Linked DNA regions of Homo sapiens: region 2 is linked to region 1. Evidence: chromatin loops called from intact Hi-C (ENCODE). Cell type or tissue: CD4-positive, alpha-beta T cell. All regions are shown on one strand. Each heading gives the region's core, and the rest is flanking DNA. Links, peaks and the distances in the headings are about the cores only.

Region 1 (8,348 bases), core at 330-8,329:
AATAAAGAACTAAGATTTTGTTTTTTGGTTACTATTCCAATTACCTTTCTATTACCCTAGAGCTGAATAAATGGTTATTTGTGTGAATTAAAGTGGGCCACTTAAAAAATGTAAATGTAAAATAAAGCTATTTTATTCCCCTCTTGTGTAAACAGCAGTTTTCCTGTAAATCAGGGTGTGTTTTAAAAATCACCATCCCTTTGCTTAAAGTTGTGTTATTCTATATAAAGAAGATTGGTTCTGGTGGTGTCCTGCTGTGGTAAATTTTGAAAAGATGTCGAAAAACTTGTCTTATTTGCTTTGAAGTAAGAAACCAAGATAAAACTGAAATAAAATTAAATGGAACTAGACAACATTTCATCTCATGCTATTTTTTCGGGAAAAAAAGTCCAAATGTATATAGTAACCTTGAAAGTAAGTCTGTAGACATTATCAAATCAATCTAAATTGAGTTAGTGTATATGTGGTAGGCAGAAACTGGTAGAAATTAGTTTATCTTCCCCAGACTCTTTCTGTTTTCTTTGTACAAAGTAGGATAAACTTGTTTTTAGACCTGATTATGTTTCTTTGTTGCTTTTTTCCCCCTTTCCCTAAAAGGGCAAGGATTGTCCATATTTTGTTCAATTCACACCAGGCGTTAGAACAGGAAACCATTAAAAAGCCCTAGGCACATGTATGACATCTGTAGCTATTATTGGAAAGATGTGTTGAATATAAAACCTGAAACATTTCCAAATAAGGAATATAAACAATGATCCCCAGTGTTTTGTAGTTTCACTGCTTATAAACAACAAATTGAAGCTGTAGGGCTGATTCTTGTGATATACATACATGTGAACAACCTAGCCCACACATATTCCTCTTTATCTTATTAACAGGATCTCTACAAAATGCACTTCAGTCCCATTAGACAAATGGTAAGGCTGTTGTATGACTAATCTTAGTGGACATTTTAAAAGCTTATTTTAAATATCCATTGCTTCTTTTATTTAAATGTATCTTTTTCTAGTTGGATCCATTCATTCCTAGAGCTTCTCATTTATAAGTTCAGATTGTATTGAGAATATTTGTGTCAAAATGCTTGATTCATATAGCACTTTCTGAAATAATTTTGCTAATCTTCAAATTGTCTATTTGAATAAAAACAAAGACATTAATTACAAAAAACTTTTGAAAAGACTATTGTCTCATTAACTTTTATGCTAAGAATTATATATCTTATGTAATATATTTGCATATATCAATGATTTTCCACTCATTTGAACTTTTAAAAGTTGCTAATTGGTAAAGGAATCATCTAATTCTACCTTGATGGGTTTGAAAGGAGAACTTAATAGTAGTTTATGGAACGACTTCAGAAAAACTATCGTATGTCATCTATTGCCTGTTGCATTCAGAATGAACAACAACTTATCTTCATAGAAAATGGTACTACTGACTTAGTTGCTCTGCCCTCTATGTCATTCTTAGTGAAAATGCTGTGATCAGGTGAGCTCTTAGTAATCATGGCTGTCTGATGTATCAAAGAGGTTTATTAAAACTTGGAAGCAGCTGTGGCATAGTACAATGTTCTCGATCATTGTGCATCGCAAAATTTACAAATGTTGAGAGTGTGGCTTTTCTTTAGTCTGTAAATGGCAGCACCCAATGACCCAGATTCCCCTTCTATTTCACAGGCGCTCAAAAGAAAACAAAAAACAAGCTGCCAGCTTTCCAATTTAATCCTTAATAATAACAATCTTCCAAGACTCCATATTTTCCTAGGTCATTTAGACAAATGTTATTCTACATCAAAATATAATTAAATGATCCAATATCAGTTTAAATTGCATTGTTGGTGTATTGTTTCCAAATTATAATTGTTAAGTGTTCTGTAGCTCACTGAATATTTTTAAGTTTGTTGTAGTGCCCAGAGGCAAAAATTGCAATGGGTACAATTTTATAAATCAAACTCATTAATAAATAATGTTTTCATTATTACTGGAATAAAGAGAACCATATAGGATGACCTTTTAAAAACATTACTACTTACAATTTGAAATGGCTTTAAATGGAGGATTGTACATAATGTATTGTAATGAGACCATCCCTTCCAGACCTATAGGTATTTCACATCAGATTTCACAGTGAAGGAATGTTTGAGAGCTTCCCGAAAGTTAGACAATGCATTTTTATCTTATAATGTTTTCTTCCTTAAATTTAGAAGTTTTGTACTAGTAAACTTTGGTTACTTATTTGTAGATTTCTTTTCATTGCTCATGGTGAAGATAGGAATTATTGCATACAATGATTAAATTCTCCCGTATGAAAATTATGTTTACAATTAATATATAGAAAGTACAACTTAGCTCAATAACATTTTAATCCACCCTCAAAAAAGAAAAGGAAAATCCAAGATCATATATTAAGAAATATATATATGCCTATGGGAGTTTAAAATTCAACTTGTCTTCAAGAAGACAAGAAATTTTACCTCTTTTTTAGGTTGCAAAATTATTTCTATACTTCTTATTTCTTCATAAGAAATAGTTTAAAAGATGTTGACCATAGCTGCCTTACCTTTATAAGAATTTTTGCCATTCTAACAAAAAAAAAAAAAAAAGAATTTTTGATAGACATTTTTTCTGATACAATCATGAAAATATACAAGACACTCCAAAAATAACATTTTCCTTGATCTCTATGGTTAAACTTTTTTCATAAACACATACTTTTGCTTTGTATTGTACCATTCAAAGTAGGAATCAAATTTTAAACATGATGGTAATGTTCAAACTGATAAAACTAATATTCATCAAAAATAAATATTAGTACAATATCCCACAACAAAAATGAACCACTGCTTGTAATTATTTAAAGCTATGAAATTATATATTTTATATGATAAATTACAACTATTTTATAATTAACAGTGAACATCATAGTAATTAAATTCGTGCAGTATCCTGTGTCTTATGAGAACTTTCTTTTCTTTAAACTTTCAGTTTTACCTAACTTCATGATGCAGAGTGGTTCTGTTTGTAATTGCTTTGTAAAGTTCTGAAGTGCAGGTTTAGATTCACAGTGCAGGTTTAAAGCTGTCTGGTTAACTATAGTCTCAACTGGGTAATTCTTATATAACTAGATTGATGCAGCTAAGAAAATAACTAAAGTCAGTCAAAAGTATTGGTCACCAATGCTTCAAACAATCCCATTAATCTGGCTGGTGACTTCAAGGATGTCTAAAACTTCTGGATAATAACTTGTCTCTTGTTATGCTAATTACCCTTTCCACATTTAGCATCACATCTGAGGAGACTGCAGATTGAGTTCCATATCATTTCAATAAATGTTATCTTAAATGTTAACATACTTCAGGTTCAATGTATATAGTTTAGGGCTTCTCAAAGTTTGTTCCACAGATTTCTAGCTCTCTAGATTGGGGATCATCAGCCCCCAGCCATGGACTAGTACTGGTCCATGGCCTGTTAGGAGCCAGGCTGCACAGCAGGAGGTAAGCAGTAGGCAAGAAAGCACTGCCTGCGCTCAGGCTCCTGTCACATCAGTGGCAGCATTAGGTTCTCATGGAAGTGTGGATCCTATTGTGAACTGTGGATCTAGGTTGTACGCTCCTTACGAGAATCTAACTAATGCCTGATGATCAGAGGTGGAACCATTTCATCCCAAAACCATTACCCCATTTCCCCCACCCCCTTCCATGAAACTGGTCCCTGGTGCCAAAAAGATTGGGGACCACTGCTCTAGATAATCTGTGTTTCATTAAGATCTGGAAATGCTACATACTATATTCCCTCCATGAGTTCACAATATAGCAAATTAAATATTCTGAGTAAACTACTATTTCCTAAATTTATTTGACTGCAGGATCATTTTGGAAGCACCATCCACTAACATCCCATAGAAGACATTGTGAGAAATACTCACTGCGTCACAACTCATTAATAGCAACAAAGTTGCCCCTGAATCCGGTCCACCAATCACACATCGTTTGCTTCATTATCTTTGTCTATATATAGATATAAACAAATATATATATCTCTCTCAAGATTTAGATTGTCAGGTGAGTAGAGAGGGAGGGAGGGAGGAGTATTGTCATTTCTAAGAAATGTCAAAAGCCACAGGTACTTGAAAAGGCCTGAAAGATCAGGGACTTGGCTTCCTTTAGAGCCTTGAACAAATTACAGAACTTTGCTTGGTTTTGTTTTGCTTTTATCAGTTTTATTCATCAGTTGAGAGTGTCAGAAAACTTCCCTTTGAGTTCTCAAGTTTCATGGCTCAAGGCGAATTTTCTGTTTCTTTTCTGTTTTTAAGAACTTGGGTCTAGAATAAAAGATAAGTAACAATTCAGTCATACCCTTTTGCAGAACACTCTCAGTATTTGCCTGGCAGTTTCTCTTGATGCATGCGTGCTTGATTTTAGAGAAAGCCGTGAAGTTCATGCATTCTGTAGTTCTGAGAGTGATCTCTGTTACTTGAAGAAGCCAAAAATGCAGAGCCTTCTGTACCCCTCCAAATCTTATTTTTAATGAAATATTATATGATTCCAAGGAAATTTAAACCTATGCAATGATTTCTTAGAGAATAGGTGAGAGAGATGCCTGAGAGATAACAGAATAGGGACGTCTGGGATATATATATATATCCTTGGGGATTTTTTTGATTATAGAACACATGAGCATTAAGAAATAGCACTTATTTAAAAGAGACTGTTCAGTTGAATACCTGTGTTGCTACTAATCACTTCATAGCTCCTTACTTTCCTATTTAAACAACAAAAGAGAGTTGGCCATAGGAATTTTTGTGTTGAGGTGGGGAAGTTTATAAAGGAATAGAACACATAATCATTTCAATGTCTCTTTTAATGGAAAGTAGTTATTTGCATTTGTCACAAATTAAACTTACCTAATTATTAAAATGCTGCCCTTTGGTTTTTGACTTAATAATTAAGAATGACTTCATTGTGATTTTAATCCCAGAGAGTCAGTTTATGTCTGTATAACATGCATGGCTTTCCAAAAAGGTGATTTATGTAATTAAGAGTGAGATATAGTTTATTTATGAAAAGGTGCTTTTGTGTGGTTAAATGTTTAACCTGAGCTAATTAGGAGCCTTGAGAATTTTAGTTAGCAAGTTAAGGCATTCAAAACTCTGAATGGGTATTTATAATTTAGCTTTGTTCCTTTTATTAGATGTGACAGAGCAATTTAGTATTGTAGGTTCACTCAATGGCTATCGCAGCATCATTCTTCATAATTTTTATTAATTGTATGGTTTTCCTTTTATGTTTTCAGGTGAGAGTATTTCTTTTCTAAAGATAGACCAAAGACCCACTTTTTTTCCTGAGTAATTCTGTCTCTTAATGAATGCTACTTAATCCATTAGGGTTCACATAAGTATTCTATCAAGATAGAAATTTAAAGTAAATGTGACTTCATTAATTTAAACTTGTAGTATTTTGCTTAAATTCATGTAATTTTTTTAATCCATAGGGTAAGTGTGGAGATTGTCAAACATGTTAATAAAATATTTGACACTGTTTCAGTGAAGAGCTGAGGTCTAATGTCCTCTCTTCTTGAATCTGGACTGGCCCAGTGACTTAATTGAAAATCATAGCGTGCAGCAGACATTGTGTGACTTCTGAGACTAGTTCAGAAAAGGCTATACCTGTGGCTTCCATCTGATTCCCTTGGGCATTTGCTCTGGGACAAGCCAGATGCCATGTAAGAAAGTCCATTTCTCTGAGTCCACTTTGCTAGAAAGGCCATGTGTAGGCAATCTAGTTGGCAGCCATGGCAGATCTCCCAGCTTCCAGCTCGCATCAATGGCCAGCCACGTAAGTGAGCCGTCATGGATGCCCAGACCTGTGGAGCCTTGGCAGCAGCCGACTCTACATCTGACTGCAGCCTTGTGAGAGACCCCAAGCGAGGGCTGCCCAGCTTAGCCTTTCCTGAATCCCTGACCCACAAACTCTATGAGATGTGAATATGTAAACCAGAATACATATTGCTTTATACCACTGAGTTGCCTGATGATTTGCTATGCAGCAATAACGACCAGAACAAGTAGGTTCAATACATTGCATAGATCTGTTCTTACATGATGTGTTTTAAAAGATAACCATGATTTAAATAAATTACTTTATCTCAAAAAGCTAATCCAATGTTATTATTACCTTGTGTCTTAGTCTGTTTGTGCTGCTATACATAGCAAAATACCCGAGACTAGGTAATTTATAAAGAACAGAAATTCGTTTCTCACATTGCTAGAGGCAGGAAGTCTAAGATAAGGCACCAGCAGATTTGGTGTCTGGTAAGGGATTCTCTCTGTTTTCAGTATGGCACCCTGTTGCTGTATCCTTACATGACAGAAGGCAGAAGGGCAAAAAGAGCAAAAGGGACAAAAAAGGCTTCGCCAATTCCCTCCAGCCCTTTTATAAGGCATTAAGCCATTCATGAGGGCAGATCACTCAAGACCTGATCACCTCCCAAAGGCCACACTTCTTAATACTGTTGCATTGGGGATTCAGTTTCAACATGAATTTTGGAGGGCACACAAATCTTGAGGGAGATTATAGCACCTCCTGAGAATAAGTTTTAGAAATTAGTAATATATTATTCTAAGTATACATAAATAATGTGTGCTGATAATATAAACCATAAATTTATATCTTAACCAAAAAACATTTAATAAGATTATGCTAACGTAAAAATTAATGTGCTTAAGAGTTTAATTCTCCATGAATTATAAAATCACAGGCAGATACCATATAGTTTATATTTATTTAAAGATTCTAAGAGATTTTCTGTACTCATACTTTACTACCCAGAAATCAACCATTTTCCAGTAAGTTCAAGTTGGTGAGCTATGGTATAGAATTAGAACTTTTCAGGTTCTTGCTGAGAGCCTTTTATCTGTGTACATTTAAACTAGTATTTTTATTATAGAATTAATATATCCACATGCTCAAAACTCAAATCATAAAAAAGTAAAATGAAAACTCAGCCTCCCTGGCTCCTATTTTGTTTCAGTCCCACAGGCAACCCCTGATCACAGTTGCTGTTTTTACATTTTTAAGGTGGCTATGATAAAACTTAAAATTAAATTTTACACGTATTCCCCTTTTTCTTGATTTGTCAACTTTACAGAATATCTACTCTTGTTTACCTGCTATTGTAAATGAGTAATTTCTTACATTTAGGTTACCTCCTATCTCCCTTTCTCCTGCTCTGCTTCCGGTTATGTATAATTTTCACTTTAATGGTTATCTTCAGATTAATTGTTGCCTTTATAGCTTTAAATAATATACTTAAACATCTATTTCTTGATTTACCCACCCTGGCCAATATTTCTTACTCCTTGATATGAAAAGGGAAAAAATAAGAATACTCTTCCTTATATTAACTTTTCCTTGATTCATCGCTATGTTTTTATAAATCCATTGTTACTTTTATCTAAAAATCTGTTTTATTCTACTCTTGATGAATATTTGAATTATCCACTTTGGGATTATTAATAATGCTTCTATGAGCATCTTGCACTGTCTTTGGTGCACAAATGTACATGTGTTGCTAAGTCTGTACACTGTGAGTTAAAGGCTGTGTGTATAATACCAGTTTTCAAATAGCTATACTAAATTATACTCACACCAGCAGTATGAGACAGTAGGAATTCCATATCCTCATCAATAATTGGTACTGTTTGCCTTTTTCATTTTAGCTATTCTGATGGGTATTTTATGGTATAAAATTAGGTTTAATTTTCGTTTCCTTGAGGATTAAGGAGGTTGAGCACCTCTTCATATGTTTGTTGGCCATGTTTATTTTATGAAGACTTATATAGATAGGTCTCTTGCCCATAATTGTATTGGATTTCATCCATCTCCCTCCTCTCTCTCATCACTGTGTAGATTTTCTTTATATATTCTCTGTTACAACCCTTTTATCAAAAACATGGGTTGTGGGTATCTGCTTGTGTCTTGCTCTTTTCACTCTCTATTTGGTAACCTGGGTGAATAGTTATTTTAAGCTAGTTCAATCTATCAATCTTTTCCTTTATGGATGGTGCTTTTATATTCTGTTAATATATCTTTCCCTATTCCCAAATCATAAGCATATTCTTTCCTATTTTTATGAAGTTGTATTATTATTTTTGTCATTTATTTTAAAATCTGTAATCTACCTGAAATTTATTTTTTTCTGTGGCATAATCTAGAGTTACATTTGTGTTTTAAAAATATATTTATACATAGTTCACTCAGCACCATTTATTTTTTATGGAGAAAATATAGATTTACTTATTACTTTCTAGTCTATGCCATTGTCCTTTTTTGCTATGATGCTAAGACCTAT
Region 2 (8,348 bases), core at 65-8,064, 110 kb before region 1:
GTAGACAGTCTTCATTGTAGCCTCTCTTTTTACAGCTTTCTTTTTGGAAAACAGCTACAGTATAGGAAAATACTTTCTCTGGATTGAAAATTAAAAAGACTAGATTCCACTACCAGCTACCATTTAGTCAGTGACCTTGGGAAACAAAACTTCGGAGCTACTCTGTTCTACCATTTGATAAATAGGTATAATATTCTTACTGCATACACTGTATTCTTATGTGGATAAAATGTATGGAAAACAGCAAAGTATCTTAAGAAAAAATATTTATCTTACGAGTTATCACTTTTAAGCTTTTGTATTATACTTCTAGTTGATGTTCTATTTTTTCTCGTTTTTCCAGTATTTAAGGCACATGGGTTATACTGAGTTAAGGATATCATATGAAAGAAGAGTAAGATATAACTTAGCTTACACTAAACTGTTCATAGTACCAATATAATATGCCATTGCCTAGTTGATTGGTATGTTAAATGTTAAAATGAACATTACTAATATATGTTAGAATTAATGAATACACAAAATTGAAGTTATTATATAACAGAAATAGTGATGAAAATCACACATCCACCACATTAAAAAGTTGATTTCATTTTCCTTTTCAAGATTTAAAGTGTTAAACTCATTCTGGCTGGATGATGAGAAAGATATCGTTCTACTGATTTTTTTATACTAGAATAATCTTTCATTATTATTAATATATTTAAGTCTTATCTCCAATAAGTTCATCAGTGCTACCAGTTACAAATAGAAAATGCATGTGCTCAATTTCAAGAATTAAAAATAATGCCTTGGGAGTAGCATTTCTTTTCTGTGGCAAGAGGATTGTTGGATTTTCCAATTAAAGAAGTCTCCATACTGGAAATGAGTAGTCAGTTATGAAAATTATTTTTGAATGGCGAATTTGCATATCCTTAATTGTATTCATTTCTTTTGAAAGATCGAACTTGAAATTTATGATGTTTTGATTGGTTAACCCTGCATTTCTGTTATTAATAATATTGCCAACAGGGTTCCCCTATGACTGGGGCTCTGAGTGTCTTTCCTGAATAAATGCTTGAATCATAAGTAGGTTTGTTTTACTTAATGAATAGAAAATATCTAAAGATGTACTGCTGGTTTTCACATTTACACACATTGCACTTTTTGGAATGACAGTAGCATCCTGTAGCTGCCTCATTTACTCACATTTGGACTTTTCTACATCAGCTGATGAGAAACCCTTGAAGTTTCTGAATGTTGGTGCTGTCTGTTGGCCAAAAGTGCAGTTTCAGCAGAGCCGTCGTCACTGTCTATACAGTAGTGTCTGTGTGATTACTTGAATTTTTAAAGATACCTTGCCCTTATTTTAAGGAAAAAATGACTTGGAAATGAACAATTTAGAGTTTTTATATTAACAGTAAAAAGCATAGTTCTCACGTAAAATAAGATTGACATATAATTAGATTAAAAGTAAGGATGTCGAGTCTTATTGGACTTAGCATTCCATTGGACTTAAACCAGTCAACACAGAGTCAGTCATGAAGGAAAAGAACAAAATTAAAGGCATGTACAAAAATGGGATACCTATTTATGCAAGATCAGCACAAATTGTATATAAGTATTCACACAATGTATGTATGTATATATGTATGTAGAGTGTATCTACAGGGACAGATACAATTAGGCATCTTGTAATGTGTTTTAGGTCTCCGAGACTGGAATAACCTCCCTATACTATTTAAGTCTATTATTCAATGCATATTCAACTTTCATTTTTGGAAGCACTCTTTAATAAAGAGTTAATGAAGTCATTTTAGGCATTTTAGGGAAGGTGGGGTAGTGGGAAGGGGAAGCAGCCATTTCATTCCTTTAAGAGAGTGGGCCAAAATTGGTTCTATTTTTCAGTAATAGACAAAATAAACAAATGAATAAACCAGTATTTATTATTTCTTGACCATGGTGCTTATAGACATAATATTATTGAAAAATTAAGAGTTGTGGTATAGTAACATTAACATTTTAAGTTTGATGAGGCGATTTTCTTTGCAACCAAATAAAGATCACGTTCAGCTAGATAGTGTCCGTGTGGTATGCATGTCCTACAAAGTAATTAGTGTTGTTGGATTTGTTTGTAGCTGATTGCTGTGTTTGAAGAACAAGAACCACTCCACAAGATTGAGAGCCCCAGTGGAAACCCTGCAGATCGGCAGAGCCCAGATGCTTTTGAGACAGAAGTGGCCGCCCAACTGGCCGCATTTAAGCCAATTGGTGGGGAGATTGAAGTAACCCCTTCTGCTCTAAAACTAGGTATGTGTAATGTTTATGATATTCTTTTCACCTGACTGAAGATCCGTCATCTTGTTGATTAGGCATTGTTTCTTCTTTGTGACTTTCATCCTGTTAATATTTTATATCGTGGTTTATCTTTTCTTTAAATTATTTTTTTACATAGCTCTTTGCAGCCACTGCTGCTTGGGTAAGTGGATGCAGCTTTTTCTTGAACTGAAGGTGAAGCAGAATTGTATGCCCTCGAAGTAACACGGGGGAGTCAGATGCTAAATGATGAAGTTTGCCTGTATCATATGAGTATAACTTTTTAAAAAATTCCTGAAAAAAACTCATTTGGGAAAAGCCAAGGTTTATCAAAGAATCCATGCTAGAAATAAAGGTCACTTTATTTTCTTAGCCTCAGTCTTTTTCTGCCCAAACTATAATCTCAGAATCTGGGGGAAATGTTTTGAAGTTAGTTTTGAAATTCTTTTCTGATGATTTATTCAGACAAGACAATTCATCCAGTAATTTTGCTTAGAAATATTTTTCATTATATTTGTAGAATGAGAAAGTAAATATTATTCTAAAGTTTCAATCAGTTTACAACTCCAAGAGAAATAACATGTCTGTTTTGGTGATACCTCCTAAAGATAAATTTAGCTCAATTTAACTGCATGAAGTTTTTGAAAATCCACTAATATCTTGGTATTTCAAACAACTTTTTATGCCTGTGGAATGTTTGTGCAACATTTTGAGACTACTTAGAGCACCTGTTATGAGGGAATTCTCAAGCTAGAAGAACAGAGGCTTATTCCACTTTGCAAAGGTCAGCTTCTTATTCTTTTTAAAGCAAAACATATGCTTAAAATGGTTAGAATCGTACATAGTACTCATTTTCCCATTTGAAATAAAATATATACTGTAAAGTTAAATTTACATACTCTAATGCTGACAATCCATATTTTGTACTGATTTTTGGAAAAGCATCTGTAGTGCCCCTTTTAAAATAAACCAAATGGAAATTAATGACCTATGGTCTAAGTGGGTTTTCCTGTATCTTTTGGAACCGAGCTAGTGAAGCAGTCTGCTGGAACGTGGCTGCTGGAGGGCTTTGTGGCAGCTTCTCTTCATCTGGAGCCAGCCTTGTGGCTTCAGCAACCTTACAGCCCCATCATTCATTTGCATAATGGATGCCTTTTTATCCATTATGCAAATGGTATGAGAGGAAAATTAGGCAATAAGGGAAGACGAAAGGAGAAAATTGCTCTTGCTTATTTTAATATTCTATTTATAAGCAAGCACTGTGGTCTTCAAATGGCCGAACCTCAGAGTACTTCTGTGCCGGAGAATTTGTTTTCACCTCTCTCTTATGAGCTTTGTCAGGGAAAAAAGATTGTTTTCTTCAGCTTTTTTGTTGGAATATTGAAACAACATAATATCGAATGCAAGAAAAAAAAGTCAGCCGAGATTCCCCTTCTTTGAAAGTGTGGACTGTCTACTTCTTCCATATGATTTTTGATAAGTCAGAGAAAACAATATTTATTACATGAGTACACACCATCTAAATCCCTTACTCATAATAACTCATTTATTTAAGCCTCGTCATACTTAATTAGTCGGCTTTTATTATTTTTATCGTTTAAGAGTTGAGGAATAGGTACAGAGAAGTTTAGTAACTCAGCAGAAATCCCATAGCTATTAGGTGGCAGAGCCAGAATTTGAACTGTTGCTGGCTGTGGTGTGAGAAACCATTTTGCTGTGCTGCCTCTGACATGCAATTCCTAAAACAACCAACTAATATAACTGTCTTGGGGTTTACTTTGAGAATATATGCCAAAACCCTGAAAATACTAAACTCCTTGGTCTACAATCTCATTTCACTTAGTACCAGATTAAATGATGAGACTAGCTCACTGTTAGGTGGGAAACATTCCCTTCCAACCATTTGGCCTGAAACCTTGGCATCACCTCCAGTTCCACCGTTTCCTTCTACCTCCCCCACTCTGTCAGCTATTCAGCTTCCTTGTCCACAGCCACCACAGCAGGCCAGAGCTTTGCCATCAATTAGACTATTGCAGAGGCCTCAGACTGACCTCTTTCTTTACACTGTGTGCTTTCTCCAGTCCCTACTGTTGCCAGAGCTGCCTTTCTAAATCACAAATCTGATTATGTAATATAACTCCCCTGCTTAACGACCTTCACTGGCTTCCCATCACCCTGAGAACCATATCTAAACTCGTTAGCAAGCTGATGCAGATGGTTCCTCTGAATCAGCAGGAGAAATTTGGGCAAGGATGAATGACGTAAAAAAATCATCCCTTACCCACTTTCATGGTTCTAGCAGTTTGAGTACTTTGCATTTCTGGAACTTAAAAAGCAAAGAAAAAACATATTTGTCAGGTTTTTCAGATAGCGAAGTTAAAGAAGGAAGCAACACAGCCAGCTTTGGTCTCCACCCATTCTGTTTTCCTGTTGTTGGCTCCGGGGCAGGATGTGGCCATAGGCTGTGCACCTCCAGATGGAGAGATGTGGTTGGCAGTAGAGGCAGTATTGATGGCACTTCTGGGAGTGTGACCTGGCTGTCCTGTCTGGTCCACCCTGAAAGCCTGCTTAGGTGAAGAATGGGAGGGGCGGTGAGAGGAGTTTTGCAGCACCTGTGCCCCAGCAGTTCCTCCTAACAGGGTGCTCATGAAATGTCAGCCATTGAACCCAGGCCCTTCATCTCCCTTCCCCAGTCAGCTAGTGTAGCCATTGGAACTGGTTGTACTTTTCACAGCTCATTCACCCAACCTGGTACAAGAGAAATAGGGCTTAATTTTTTACTGGTTTTCTCACTCTTAAGGCCACTTTCTTAAGAAAATAGCAAATTTAATCTTCATTGGCTTACATTGCTTTTCTTAATTAAGCAGACACAATTCAACAAATATTAGGAATCAAGAGATTTTTGTGATTACATCACATTGAGCACCCAAAATTTATGTTTTTCTGGAATCTGATATCAAAATATACTCAGTGTTCAGTATAATTTTTATATTTCTTTTTCCAACACAAGATAACCATCAACAATATTCTGTTAAAAACCAACAACCACCTTCTCCATGTAATGCATACAGAGGTTGACTCCTCCCATTCTTTCTTTATCTTCCAGGATGTAATACTTATGCATGCATATTCATATTCCCAGGCCCTTCATGATCTAGCTGCTTCCTCTCTGCCCACCTTTATTGCTGGCCAGTCTTTCACAGTCACCTTAACTTGCAGCCACTGTGAACCACTTGCCATTCCAAATTTACCACCTTCAAACCTCTGTGCCTTTGCAGATACTGTTCTCTTTAGCTGGCTCATTCCTTTGTCTCTTTACTGTATAGTGAACTCATATGCACCTTTTAAGTTCAAGCTCAAATATGACCTTCTTCATGAAGCCTTGTCCAAATCTTTAAAACAGTACAGTAGGCTTACAGTAAGTATTATTTCTTAATTCTTCATCTAACAATCAAGGGTTACAAAGACGAACAGCAGAAATCTACTGACATAAAGGGGTTCATAGTCTCATGCCCTATAAGCTGATGGGGTATATATTTTTAATTCGTAAGATGAGTTTTAAATCAAGTGGGCAACCACATAATTCCAACCTCATTCATCTAAATTATTTCCTATCATTTATTTTCTAATGGATTTTCTAATGTAATGCTGAATGACTGAACCCTGGGGATTCAGCCCTAAGTAGCAAATCACTTTCACACTTTAAGATTCTGTGGCTCTGAAATCAGCCAAAGCATGTTACCATATAGTACAGAGATTGCTGGCCTGAGAGTTCATTTAAATGATGAGATGTGGTAACCAAAATCCCAGGCGAAATTGGAAAGAATCATATTCACATGATCTATTTGGACTTAAAAATTTATAGTTCGAGAATTTTCCAAGTCTTCTCTGTGAAACCCCATGGTTCTTCTGAGCATGTATTAGGGTTTCAATGGATGCTTGATTCTAGTTAATAAATAACATTTATTGAGCGCTTAAGTTCTAGATGCTATTTAAATTTGTTCATTCTCCATCTTTGGACAAATAGGATTGGTTATGCTAGTGTGGAAGAAAGGGTGAAGAAGTCTAGAAAGTAGCCAATAAACAGAATCCCAATGCTTATCTACCCCAAAACCTCACCTCCACTCAAAAGATGTATGCATGCCTCAGAAAAACGTTTGTGAAATGCTGACCTAGAAATATGCAGTTCCACAGAATTTTATAATTAGCAATTGTGTAGGTAATCGATATTATTTTACAAATGAGCAAATAAAAGTTAAAATTCAATGTGTACTCTGATGTTGAATAAGGAACTAGAACTGGAACCCACATTTCTTGGCTTCTAGAACAGTGCTTGTTCAGTTGCATGACTTTTTAAAAATTAATTGTAGATTTCAATTATCCATATATTTTAGGTACTATATGTGATAGCACCTCACATCCTTTTGGAATTGAGTAGAGTGTAAATTAATAAATAGATACTATGAATAGGTATAAATCAAAAGCTACTGAGAGAACAAGACCAGGAAATGGAGGTGGAGAAAATGTCTTTTAAATCCTATACATTTCAGAAATGAGTTTGCTTCTGTCTTCTTATCTTCTCATCCCGTGTGTGTGTGTGTGTGTTTGTATGTGTAGGAAAGTTCCACTAAAACCAATATACTAATGGGATCCATAGATGTGGGGTTTTTTTTAATAACGTGGATATTTTAATAGACTTTCTGATTTTTTAAGTATGTACATATAGGGCCATCTGTAAAAAAGACAAATTAGTGAGGAAAATTATTTTGAAGTTTAGGAGGGTGGGAGTCTCCCGGTCCTTCCCCTGACTAGTCCCTACACTGCCTTCATGATTAGTACCTGACCACCTACTGTTCCATAAGAGGCTTTTTGTGGCCATAGATCAAGGTTGGCCCAACCCAATCTTTGTCCCTTGAGAGTCAGTGATATGGAGCTAGTTCTAGACCCTGCAGTATTTGATCTAGCTGTGTGATCAGGATAAGTCATTTAACCTATCTCTATCAGAACCAACTTTTTCCAAACAAAAAATAAATCAGGACAAATTTGGGACACATTCTAGCAAAGTAAAAATTGAAAACCAAGGCTATCCAGGTCACTCCCTGATGTGTCACCACCATATCTCCCTGGGCCACAGTTTCCTCATCTATAAAATAAGCTGTCCTTTCTCCAATGGGCCATGATGGTTCCTTGAGTGTTTTATTAATACCAAGCTGAGTTTGAATCCAACTCCATGCCTCTGCCAATTTCCCTGCTATGGCCCCAATTAATTAGTAGTTTTTTATTTTGTACCTTTTGATAATTTTTTTCAGTACTTCTTGATTGAAATTTGCTAATTTGGGTTCAAGCTTTCATGGGAAAATATTTATTTAGTTAAATTATTTTAGCAATGTAATTTAAATAGTTTTTCAGGATAAAAAGTACTTTAAACTTGGCTGTTACCATGCTTGTGATCTAGATTACCTTGATATAAAGTAATCTAAGTTTGGAGTTGAAGTGGTATTAGCTTTATTCTCCTCTTGTGTGTTAAACTTTGAAGATGAGCTACTTTCTATTTGAAAGTGATTCTTGTTTTTGAGACTTGAAAGCTGAAAGGTGCCTCAGATGCTTTATTGTTTCCATGTGTGTTTGTGATTCTTCAAAACCGAAATGGAAATTATGATTATGTGTTTGTTATAATATCATTATTTTCAAAACACTGAGTTCTCTTTCTTTGCAGTGGTGTTCAGCAAATACTGTGTAGCTATAGATTCCTGTTGAAAATTGTGACCATTTTCTATCTGATTTTGACTAATTTACTGCATAAAGGAAACATATGGGAACATTTTTCTCAATTTTTAAGCAAACCAAATCCCTTTATGGCGCTGATCTTCAGGAAAACGTAAAGAAAGGGGAAGTTTATTCCTTTAATTAGGCTGCTGTGTGTAAGTAGCTGCTGTGCCCATAATGTGAGTTTAAGTATTGGCATCTGATCCTAGACAAACACACTCACACCACACACATAGCAGAACTAAAGCTCAGGGATGGGTTATGCTTCTGATGAAGCCTTTGAATTC

Evidence for each region. Peaks named below come from ENCODE experiments on the same cell type or tissue, not always from the same donor. Only the 100,000 strongest peaks of a DNase experiment are listed, where the experiment ranks them.
Region 2: a loop joins it to region 1, with 6 times the contacts of the local background. A loop is called at or near these places in 5 of 110 quality-filtered maps.

The regions. Positions count from the first base shown.
Region 1 is chr2:205,073,098-205,081,445 of GRCh38, forward strand. All of the region lies in intron 4 of PARD3B (par-3 family cell polarity regulator beta), which reads left to right. Among named protein-coding and RNA genes, the nearest start is that of PARD3B, 530 kb to the left of the region's middle. In CD4-positive, alpha-beta T cell, for the core only: no CTCF peak of the experiment used is centred there; a DNase peak (open chromatin) is centred at 4,244; H3K4me3 peaks cover 893 bases; H3K27ac peaks cover 3,530 bases.
Region 2 is chr2:204,963,035-204,971,382 of GRCh38, forward strand. PARD3B (par-3 family cell polarity regulator beta) reads left to right here. Exons shown (of 23, transcript NM_001302769.2): 3 at 2,118-2,289. Among named protein-coding and RNA genes, the nearest start is that of PARD3B, 420 kb to the left of the region's middle. In CD4-positive, alpha-beta T cell, for the core only: no CTCF peak of the experiment used is centred there; a DNase peak (open chromatin) is centred at 4,767; H3K27ac peaks cover 3,947 bases.